2 separate regions of the Homo sapiens genome follow, and region 2 is linked to region 1. Evidence: read pairs that join two places in POLR2A ChIA-PET (ENCODE). Cell type or tissue: Panc1. All regions are shown on one strand. Links, peaks and the distances in the headings refer to the core of each region. The heading gives the core; the rest is flanking DNA. Region 1 has its middle 11 kb from the start of SHOC1. Region 2 has its middle 54 kb from the start of LINC02977.

What was found. Peaks named below come from ENCODE experiments on the same cell type or tissue, not always from the same donor. Only the 100,000 strongest peaks of a DNase experiment are listed, where the experiment ranks them.
Region 2: POLR2A ChIA-PET joins it to region 1 with 10 read pairs; 3 of 35 experiments call an interaction of 5 or more read pairs at or near these places.

Annotation. Positions count from the first base shown.
Region 1 is chr9:111,803,720-111,809,097 of GRCh38, forward strand. No RefSeq gene overlaps it. Among named protein-coding and RNA genes, the nearest start is that of SHOC1, 11 kb to the left of the region's middle. In Panc1, for the core only: no CTCF peak of the experiment used is centred there; a DNase peak (open chromatin) is centred at 2,352; H3K27ac peaks cover 1,155 bases.
Region 2 is chr9:111,983,797-111,989,174 of GRCh38, forward strand. No RefSeq gene overlaps it. Among named protein-coding and RNA genes, the nearest start is that of LINC02977, 54 kb to the right of the region's middle. RefSeq lists enhancers at 43-142, 1,473-1,822. In Panc1, for the core only: no CTCF peak of the experiment used is centred there; no DNase peak of the experiment used is centred there; H3K27ac peaks cover 2,432 bases.

The DNA of each region.
Region 1 (5,378 bases), core at 171-5,170:
CAAAAAATTAGCCAGGCATGGTGGCACACTCCTGTAATCTCAGCTACTCAGGAGGCTGAGGCAGGGGAATCGTTTGAACCCGGGAGGCGGAAGTTGCAGTGAGCTGAGATGGTGCCATTGCCCTCCAGCCTGGGGGACAAAGCGGGACTCCGTCTCAAAAAAAAAAAAAAAAAAAAAACTGGGGGAAAGGGTCCTGATATCTAAATAGGTAGAGGCCAAGAATGTTACTAAATGCCCTGCAATGAACAGAACAGACTCCATGCTCCCGGAGAATGATGTGTTCCAAAATAAGAATAGTATTTACTACTGATTAAAGGAAATTTAAGAAATCTTGATCTAGACTAATCTAGTCCCATACTCTTCACACTCTTCTAGTCGTATATATGAAACCTACCTCATTTCCTGCAGGTGACCTCACATTCTGCTTGAGTGGGAGGTTGTCTCTTTTTATCTCATAATGTCTATTTAGCCTCATTTGGCATTTTCTTACTCTCTTCTTTCTGTTTTCGTTCTAAGATATTCTCTTTCAATCTCTGTGACTTATCTTATTCCCCAAATTATTTATACTGACAAAAATGCATTCTGTATCACAGAATACAAACAGATAAAAAGGCAGAGTACTATTTCCCTTAGATGCAATATCTCATCCCCACTCACCTCCTCCAGAATTTAGTTCGTAGGTGTTTTCCTGTCATGTACATCTTCATTTCCTCTCCTATAATGGATTTTCTGTGTCTAAAACGTGGTTCATTATATTCTATCCTAAAATATTTTCTAACACTCTTATTTTGAACCTTCTACTTTTAAATTTTTCTGTATTCCCTATGACTCCACTACCTCTTTCCTAGACTACTGTAATTTTCTCCTAGCTGTTCTCCCAGCCTCTAATCTAGTGTACATAGTGCTGTAGAATAAAATTATATTCACTACTCTAATTAAAGTCCTTCAGTAGTTAACCAATAATAACTTTGATATGTCAAGCATCTCCTATTTTCAAGGTACTAAGCTTGGTACTTAGGTTAGTATTAGTCTCTCTATTATATGAAAGAGGAAACTGAGGTTTAAAGAGGTCAAGTGGCTTGCTCAAAACTGCATAGCTAGGAAGTGAGGGGCCAACCCAAGTCTAATGCCAAAGTTTGCACATTTCATACAACTCTATTTCCTAAGGAATGAATTCTAAACTCCTTAGCGTGGTCTTCAGGACTCTTTGTGATTTGGTTCCAAGCTTTTTCTGGCTACTGCTGACCTTCGTCCACCCCACACTATTGTTAAATTACTGTTGTTTTCCCTATACTATCTTTGCTTTCATTTCTCCTGTTTGCCCCTTCTCATATTGTATTGTCTTAGTCCATTTTCTATTGCTTATAACCAAATACCTGAAAATGAGTTATTTATAAGAAAAGGAACTTATTTTTTAGTTATGGAGGTTGAGCAGTCCAAATCAAGGGGTCGCATTTGGTGAGAGTCTTCTTGCTGGTGGGAACTCTGCAAAGTCCCCAGGTGGTACAGGTTATCACATGGCCAGGGGGATTAGCATGGTAGATCAGGTCTCTCTTCTTCTTAAGAAGCTACCAATCCCACTCCCATGATAACCTATTAATTCATGAATGGGTTAATCCATTCATGAAGGCAGAGCCCGCATGATCCAATCACCTCCTACAGGCCCCTTCTCTCAATACTGCCACACTGGGGATTAAATTTCAACATCAGTTTTGGAATGAACAAATATTCAAACCATAGCATATACCCTCTATCTACATTATCTTTCTCACACATCCCCATAGGTCCAAGCACTTACCCATCTTTCAAAGCCCAATTCAAGCTTCCCAGCTAAATTCCCTGATCTTCTCTGATCGGTTCTTTTGTTTTTACTGGTAGAGCTTTTCTCACTTTCAAATTTTGTTATCATTAATTGTATGTATGCTCTTTTGTCCTTCTTCTACTCAGGCCTCCTTTAGAGCAGGGAATTTGTTATGTGATGTAACATTTTTGTGTAGCATTTTACAAACACTCTTTCACGTGTGTTAAGAACGTGGCAAAGAGTCGGAGCTCAGTAAATGTTTATTTGGTTCTAATCTTCATAGCAACTCTCCAAGGTATTATTATGCTTTACTAATAGTAAGGAAACTAAAGCTCAGAGATGTTAAGTGACCTGCCCAAGGGCATAAATGTTCCAGGATGACACAAGCTCCAACTGGAAAGTTCTGTCTCCAGTTGAAAGTTATTTCTACTACCTTACCTATGGCATCAGAGTTTTGTTTCCCCATGTATATCCTATCTCGATACCGTGGTAAATGTATGAGTAAATGTCTGTTAAGATTCTTTCATGAGAATCATGAGAGATTTATTGGTCACCAAAAAGAAAAGTATTTGAGGATATGACTCATTCTCACACGTAGTATTTATTATTCACTTACACAGAAGGAAAACAACCCTCCCATTCTGATAAAATATCTTAGGCAACATTATGTTGAGGTCTGTATTCTCCACGTAAGAACACCAGTGTTTACACACCTTTAACAAACAAGCTCTTATATTTCATTTAAAATCAGTAGCTAGTAAGAAACTTGAGGAAATAATTTTTTCATCTTTTTTCATTTTTACGTAGCCAAATTATCATTCTCTTTCTTATAGTTTCTGCCTTTAGGGCCATATTTAGAAACTTTTCCAGCAGTGGTGTGAGTTGCCAGCAACTCAATCACTTTGCAAGTGTACAGCTGCCTCCCTGTCTCTGCTAATAGAATCTTCAGCTATACAGACAACTCTATGATGAGCAGAGGGCCTCTAATAATCTCTAGTCCTAGTTGTATTGTATAAAATCCTTGTCCTTGGAGAGGGCTGAGCATTCTGTAGGTCCATGCCAATGGGAAGAACCTCTTACCAAAGACTTACAATAATGTGGATATCAAGGAAGCATAAAAAGCCAACGGTAGAGTGAAGAGCCAATGTGGATAAGTTTGAGGGGTTTAAAATGTCATCAAATCCAAAAGGCAGGCTAGAAATAGATTTCCAAACACTGGATATGCAGACCTAGTGATCACCAAAGTGTGATTACTTAAAACTATGCCCTTGCCAGGTGCAGTGGCTTATGCCTATAATCCCAGCACTTTGGGAGGCCGAAGTGGGTGGATCACTTGAGTCCAGGAGTTCGAGACCAGCCTGGGCAACATGGTGGAATCCTGTCTCTACAAAAAATACAAAAATTAGCTGGGCATGGTGGCGCATGCCTGTAGTCCCAGCTACTCAGGAGGCTGAGATGGGAGGATCGCCTGAGCACAGGAGGCAGAGATTGCAATGAGTCAATGTCGTACCACTGCACTCCAGCCTAGGTAACAGAGCAAGATCCTGTCTCAAAAATAAAATAAAATTATACCCTCAAATTCTTTGACATTCCTCTGATTTAGGGGTAGATCTGTCCCTTCCTCTTGCATCTAGGTAGGCTTAGTAATGCATCAACCAACAGAGTATGGTGGGAAATGAGGCTGTGGATATTCAAGGCTGGGTCAATGCAGTTTCTGATTCATTCACTCACTCTTAAAGCCTTGAGCCATACAAGAAGCCTGACTAGCCTGAAACTAACAAGCTGTAAGAAGCCAAGTTATATGGGGCTCTGGTTCTTAGCCCTCATCTTCAAGTCATTCCAGCCAAAGTGTCAGACGTGAGCAAAACAATTTTCAGATTATTCCAGTTTGGTCATTTTGCTCCTTGTAGGGAGGTTCCTCAGTGACTAACACAAATGTCTCTGGATTGGTTCCTTCCCTTTCATATCATTCTGGTCCAGAGGTTGGCAAACTATGGCCTGTGGGCTAAATCCAGCCTGCTGGCTGCTCTTTGTATAGCATACTAGTTAGGAATGATTCCTACATTTTAAAATTGTCATGATCATTTGGAGGAGAAGAGGCACTCTGGCTTTTTGAGGCTCCGGCGGTTTTTTCATTGATTCTTTCTCATCTTATGAGTTTATCTACCTTAAATCTTTGAGGCTGCTGACCTTTAGATGGGGTTTTTATGGGGACTTTTACTTAAAATTCAGTTAAATTAAAATTGTTACATTTTAAATGGTTACACAAGTACCTTCATAATATCCTTGATCTGTCTCTTTGGCCTGCAAAACCTAAAATATTTGCTATATTGTCCTTTACAGAAAAAGTTTTGGCTGGGAGTGGTGGCTCACCCCTCTACTTCCAGCACTTTTAGGCAGGAGGACCACTTGAGGCCAGGAGTTTGAGACGACCCTGGCTAACATAGTAAGACCCTGTCGAAGAAGAAGGAGGAGGAGGAGGAATAAAAAAAAAGCCTGCAACTTCCTGATTTAGTCCCCCATATAGAAGAGGGATGGAATAAAATAAGAGATTATTGTGAGGCCTATCTAGATAGTATTGACTTCAGTACCCCAGAAACAGAAATTAGACAGATAGGAACTATTGAGACGAATCTCTCTAAGTGTGACATAATGCTCAATAATCTACTTTAAACTTCTGTATTTCTTTCTTCAAGTCCTAATTTCCCAAGGAAAATGACATCCTTCTTGCTCCTTAAGGAAGACTTTGATATTCCAAAGAGATGTACGTCCTATGTTGCTGAATTATTTCATAATTCTAGAATGCTGGAGCCACAGGGCATTTAGGGATTTTCTAGTCCAACCCCTGTTCCATATTGAAGGAGGCTAGGCTAAATGGCCTAAAGAACATGACTACTGTGAAAGGAAAATTAATCTTGGGACCCCCAATCACTAAGCTAAAGGGAAAAGTCAAGCTGGGAACTGCTTAGGGCCAACCTGCCTGCCATTCTATTCAAACTCACCCTGCTGCTCACTGAGATGAATCCACGTCTGATCACCTCCTTTGGAGAGGCTAACCAGAAACCCAAAAGAATGCAACCATTTGTCTTCTATCTACCTATGCCCTGGAAGCCGCCTCCCTGCTTCAAGTCTTCCTGCCTTTGCTTTGAGTTGTCCCACCTTTCCAGACCAAACCAGTGTTCATCTTGCATATGTTGATTGATGTCTCATGTCTCCCTAGAATGTATAAAACCAAACTGTGCTCTGGCCATCCTGGACACATGTTGTCGGGACCTACTGAGGCTGTGTCACAAGTGCACGTCCTCAACTTTGGCAAAATAAACTTTCTAAATTAACTGAGACCTGTCTCAAATTTTCAGGTTCACACTACTCATCTAGAGTAAAAGTCCTCATGAATTCACTGCAAGACAAGAACACAGGAAAGCAACTACCACACAGAAGAGATGTGGACCCCAAAACGTTGGTCTCTTACATCCAACCAGGTGTAATTGGCAAGTAACACAGAGCCAAGCACTACACCTGAGACATCCTCATCACAGTCACAAAGACTGAATCTAAAACTTTGTCAGTACCCTGT
Region 2 (5,378 bases), core at 240-5,239, 180 kb after region 1:
AGAAGGCTTGGGCCTACCATGCCCCAAACAGAAGAGGCTGCTTTCCTTCCCTTCTGAGCAGCCACAGCAGTGTGAACCCAGATGTGTATCTGTCACCTTTTCCTCACTCCCATCCCGAGCCCATGTGTCCCATGAAAATGAGCCATGAACCCCCCTTTGGACGGTGGGAAACTTGATGACAGGTCCAGGTCCCCGATTTGCAAAACAAATTGCCTCTTCTCTTTCTTCCAGCCCATGCGTCTCTCTTTGGGCAAAAGTTAATTCTCACCAACCTCTATCAACCTCCTCGGGTTGACTTCGCTATGCTTTTTCTGGAAATTTGTGCTTCCCCATTTCTTAGAGCACAGCAAACTTGGGGTGCCCTGAAGGCTGAGACAGGGGCAGGGTGTGAGCAGCACTGGGCCTCTAAGGATGCTCCTCCTTGTACATTCCTGCCACATTGTGGGGACACAATCCCCATCAGCGTGATGATGTCATAATTGGGGTGGGCGAGATAGGGAAGTTCATTGCCTGTTGCATCCTTCCTGGCACCATCTTGGGACTCTTCCCACTCATTTGCTACTCAGGATCCAGGGTTTTCCCAGACCAAGACACAGAGGATCAGATGTTCAGCCATACCTACTCCCTTGTGGAGGTGCCAATCATAACTAAGGTGTACTGAGCATTGACCTTGTTTAACCAGACATTGTTGTATCAAACACTTTATCTTCATTAACTCGTTTGATGCTCATAACAATCCTACAAGGCTTGTCACATTATTCTTTTCACCTTTAAAATGAAAAAAAAAAAAAAAAAAAAACAAGCTTAGGAAGGTAATTTGCCCAAAGTTACCCAGCCACTAAGTGGTAGAGGCCCCACACACCCCTCCCACCATGACCACATCTTCTTTTTTTTTTTTTTTTTTTTTTTACAGAGTGATAGAGTCTCACTCTCACTCTGTCACCCAGGCTGGAGAGCAGTGGTGTGATCTCGGCTCACTGCAACCTCTGCTTCCCAGGTTCAAGTGATTCTCCTGCCTTGGCCTCCTGAGTAGCTGAGATTACAGGCATGCACAACCACGCCTGGCTAATTTTTGTATTTTTAGTAGAGACAGGGTTTCACCATGTTGGCCAGGCTGGTCTCGAACTCCCGACGTCAGGTGATCCACCCACCTCGGCCTCCCAAAGTGCTGGGATTACAGGTGCGAGCCACCGTGCCCAGCCAGCCACATCCTCTTATAAAGTGGAGGGGTGGAGGAAGGAAGGAGGTCTCTACAAGGGTTTCCTTTTGGGTCTAACGATTAGTGAGCCCTCTCTAGGGAAGGAAAACCAACATCTGTGCAGAACTTCAGGCTGGTGAGGAAGATGTTGATCCCAATTAGAATCTGGCATCTGGCACTTGCAATAAATACCAGGGCACCTGCTTGTGTCCGCAGAATCACCCCAGCCTTTGTGCCAGAAAGAAAACACTCTTCACTGGATCCTCAAAGGAGTCCAGTCTCTGGCCCAGCTCTCAGGGAGCTCATGGTCTGGTGGAGGTAATGAACTCCTCTCCCTCACTCCACGTCTCCCTAATTCACACCTCCTTCCTCTGAAAAGACTCCCTTCCAGGCCTTGACTAAAAGGGTCCCTGTCCTGAAGAACAACCACTGAGCTACAGACTCAAGGAACAAGTCCTCATGATCCATCAGTCCCCTGTCCCCCCGTCAGCCTTGATACCATATGACCTCAACCACTCTGCCTCCAGGGAACTCACAGGTCACCTGAAACTGATACCACCTGGCTGAACTCCGCCCTCCAGTTTATGTGCCTGTATGAAGTCTGATTTGACTGCAACAAGCCTTTTGACTAAAATTGGGATGTATATGTGTGCAGACTGCACATATCAATTCTCGGAAGTTTTTTTTTTTTTTTCTCTCGGCTGGGCGAGGTGGCTTATACCCGTAATCCCAGCACTTTGGGAGACTGAGGTGGGTGGATCACTTGAGGTCAGGAGTTCAAGACCAGCCTGGTCAACATGATGAAACCCCATCTCTACTAAAATACAAAAATGAGCTGGGTGTGGTGGCGGGTGCCTGTAATCCCAGCTACTCGGGAGGCTGAAGCAGGAGAATCGCTTGAACCTGGGAAGCAGAGGTTGCAATGAGCCGAGATCGCACCAATGCACTCCAGCCTGGGCAACAGAGTGAGACTCCATCTCAAAAAAAAAAAAAAAAGAAGTTTTTTTCTTGTGGCAGAGCAAGAGTGGAAAATATTGTGTATTTTAAAAGTCAGCTTTATTCCCCGTTTTAAAATCCTGAGACCTAAACTTTTGTTCCTACGCAGTCAAACCTTTAACCTCCACTTCCTGTGTTCTTTAGCCTTCTTCAATAGAAAAGCTGCTAGCGAATTGCCCCCATGCACTACACACAGGTTTATTTTTTCTATGTAAAGTATGTCCTTGTGGTTTGAGATGCCTTATGAAGATGGAACTGACTGACCTCACTGATGGCCTGAATGTGGAGAGTGAGAGAAAGGGAGGAATCAGGAATGATACTGAGATTTTTGGCCTGAGCTTATGGATATAAAAAGGATTAATGGAAGGGAGTTTCCAGTAAGCAACTCACAATTCCACTTCCTGAAAAAGGAGTACTCTATCCAAGAAATTATAAGCGGGAAACTTGGGAAGGATTCCCCATCTCCTTAATATGGAGGAGAGGTCAGGAGGCAGGGGCAGGCTGTGAGACTCTTGGGACCCGCTGTGCTTGTGTCACTTTTTTTTTTTTTTTTTTTTGATACGGAGTCTGGCTCTGTTGCAGAGGCTGGAGTGCAGTGGCGCGATCTCGGCTCATTGCAACCTCCACCTCCCGGGTTCAAGTGATTCTCCTGCCTCAACCTCCCAAGTAGCTGGGACTACAGGCACCTGCCACCACACCAAGCTAATTTTTCTTATATTTTTGGTAGAGATGGGGCTTCACTATGTTGGCCAGGCTGGTCTCAAACTCCTGACCTCAGGAGATCCGCCTGCCTTGGCCTCCCAAAGTGTTGGGATTACAGGCATGAGCCGCGGCGCCCGGCCTTCTGTCACCTTTTGCTAATGCAGATCAATAGCGGTCAGGAGCAGTTTCCGTGGTAGGAAAAGATTCTGGGGTGCAGAGGAGGCAGAGGCCCCCGGAAGGAAGCTGCACACCACCACACCATGTGCTTTGAGGGGCAGTTAAGCCAAAACTGGCCTCTGACGTGGTTGTTTTACCAAATGCAGAAAAGAGACCACAAAGAGCAAAGTCTCCTAATTAGGACTGCTCTTGGTCCAGCTCCTTGCAGTCTGCCATGCCAGTCAGGTCATGGGGGTTAAAGGTTTCCTCTTTAAGGAAATACCTGAAGTACAGGAATAATGCTAATGACAAAAATGCCAGGCAAAGATGAGGTGGTAGGGGAGCTATGTGGGGGCAATGGGAACCTTCTATTGGGTTCTTCAAGTTAGACCACAGAGCTCCCCCTTCTGAACACCTGAACATGGGCAGTTTTTAGAAACCAGCATAACTGATGTGAGTTTTACTGCACTGTACTCAGGTTAAAAAATGTCACATTTATTTCTACAAGTAAGAGAAATGTAGCCAGGTGTGGTGGCTCACGCCTGTAATCCCAGCACTTTGGGAAGCCGAGGCAGGTGGGTCACTTGAAGTCAGGCGTTCAAGACCAGCCTGCCCAACACGGTGAAACCCTGTCTCTACTAAAAATACAAAAATTAGCCAGCGGACACCTGTAATCCCAGCGACTCGAGAGGCTGAGGCAAGATAATCGCTTGAACCGGGGAGGTGGAGGTTGCAGTGAGCCAAGATTGTGCCCCTGCACTCCAGCCTGGGCGACAGAGAGACTGTCTCAAAAAAAAGAGAGAGAAATTTGCACAGAGCCCTCACCCACTTGGTGAGTGGAATATTCCATCTCAGTCATAATTCTGTTGTCCTGTCTTTCTTTTCCTTTTTTTTTTTTTTTAGATGGAGTTTCACTCTTTTTGCCCAGACTGGAGTGCAATGGCACGATCTAGGCTCACTGGCAACCTCTGCCTCCCGGGCTCAAGTGATTCTCCTGCCTCAGCCTGCTGAGTAGCTGGGATTACAGGCATGTACTACCATGCCTGGCTAATTTTTTATATTTTTAGTAGAGACAGGGTTTTGCCATGTTGGCCAGGCTGGTCTCGAACTCCTGACCTCAAGTGATCAGCCCACCTTGGCCTCCCAAAGTGCTGGGATTACAGGCGTAAGCCACTGCACCTGGCCAATGATGAATCGTTTAGCTATAGAGACTCAAGGCCCTTCACAACGGAAGGCATGGCAGAAGCTCTCACCCACATTGCACGTGAAAGAGGCCCTGCTCAGAATGGCCTCTCCCTGCTCCTTCACAAACCTAGCGTCACCCTTCTAGCTTCTGAAGAGAAGGCCAGAAACCCTCAGGAATATTCATGCAGTTCTGGCCCCAGAATGGCTCATGCCAAACTTTAGTATGCTTGAGAGACGGCAATTCTAACCAGGCCACTGAACGCTCAACCACAAGAGAGGTGAACTCTCCACCGCCATCATCCATCACTCCTCTCTTTACCTCCATCCTCTTTCTACTCTGCGCCCCTACCTGCCCTCAGTCTGGACCTAAGACTTCTTAGGCTCTTCAGTAAGCCCTGGAGATCTCTCGTTTAGCAAAAAGACTGACCCCAGCCTTGGGTTGACTAGGTCCCCAGTTCAGGCAGCTGAGTGACACAAGATCATGAAGGAAGGGCCATCTGGCTCAGGCCTGCTTTCCCGTTGCCACCAACTGTCCCTGACATTTCACAGTTCCCATTTGGCAGCCACCAGTACCAAACGAATGTGAGAAAAAGAAGCCCCTGGTCCACACAAAACCCACAGTAGCTTATTTTCAGGCCACAGCTGAGGCCTGTTAAGCCTAAGTGGCAAAACCTGCCATGTCTCATATCCTTATTTTTATTTTATTTATTTATTTATTTTTTTTGAGACAGAGTTTCGCTTGCCCAGGCTGGAGTGCAATGGCACAATCTTGGCTCACCGCAACCTCTGCCTCCCAGGTTCAAGCGATTCTCCTGCCTCAACCCCCCGAATAGCTAGGACTACAGGCATGCGCCAGCCCGCCAGGCTAATTTTGTATTTTTTAGTAGAGACAGGGTTTCTCTATGTTGGTCAGGCTGTTCTGGAACTCCCTACCTCAGGTGATCTGCCCACCTCGGCCTCCCAAAGTGCTGGGATTACAGGCGTGAGCCACCGCGCCTGGCCTCATATCCTTATTTTTATCTCTCCTTTTCCATTGCTGCCAGCCAATATGGCCTAGAAGATTTTTTGCTTTGGGGAATGTATGATCATATTTTTCTGGCCAAATAATTGGTGTCTTTAATATTTCATGGGCAAGGGATTC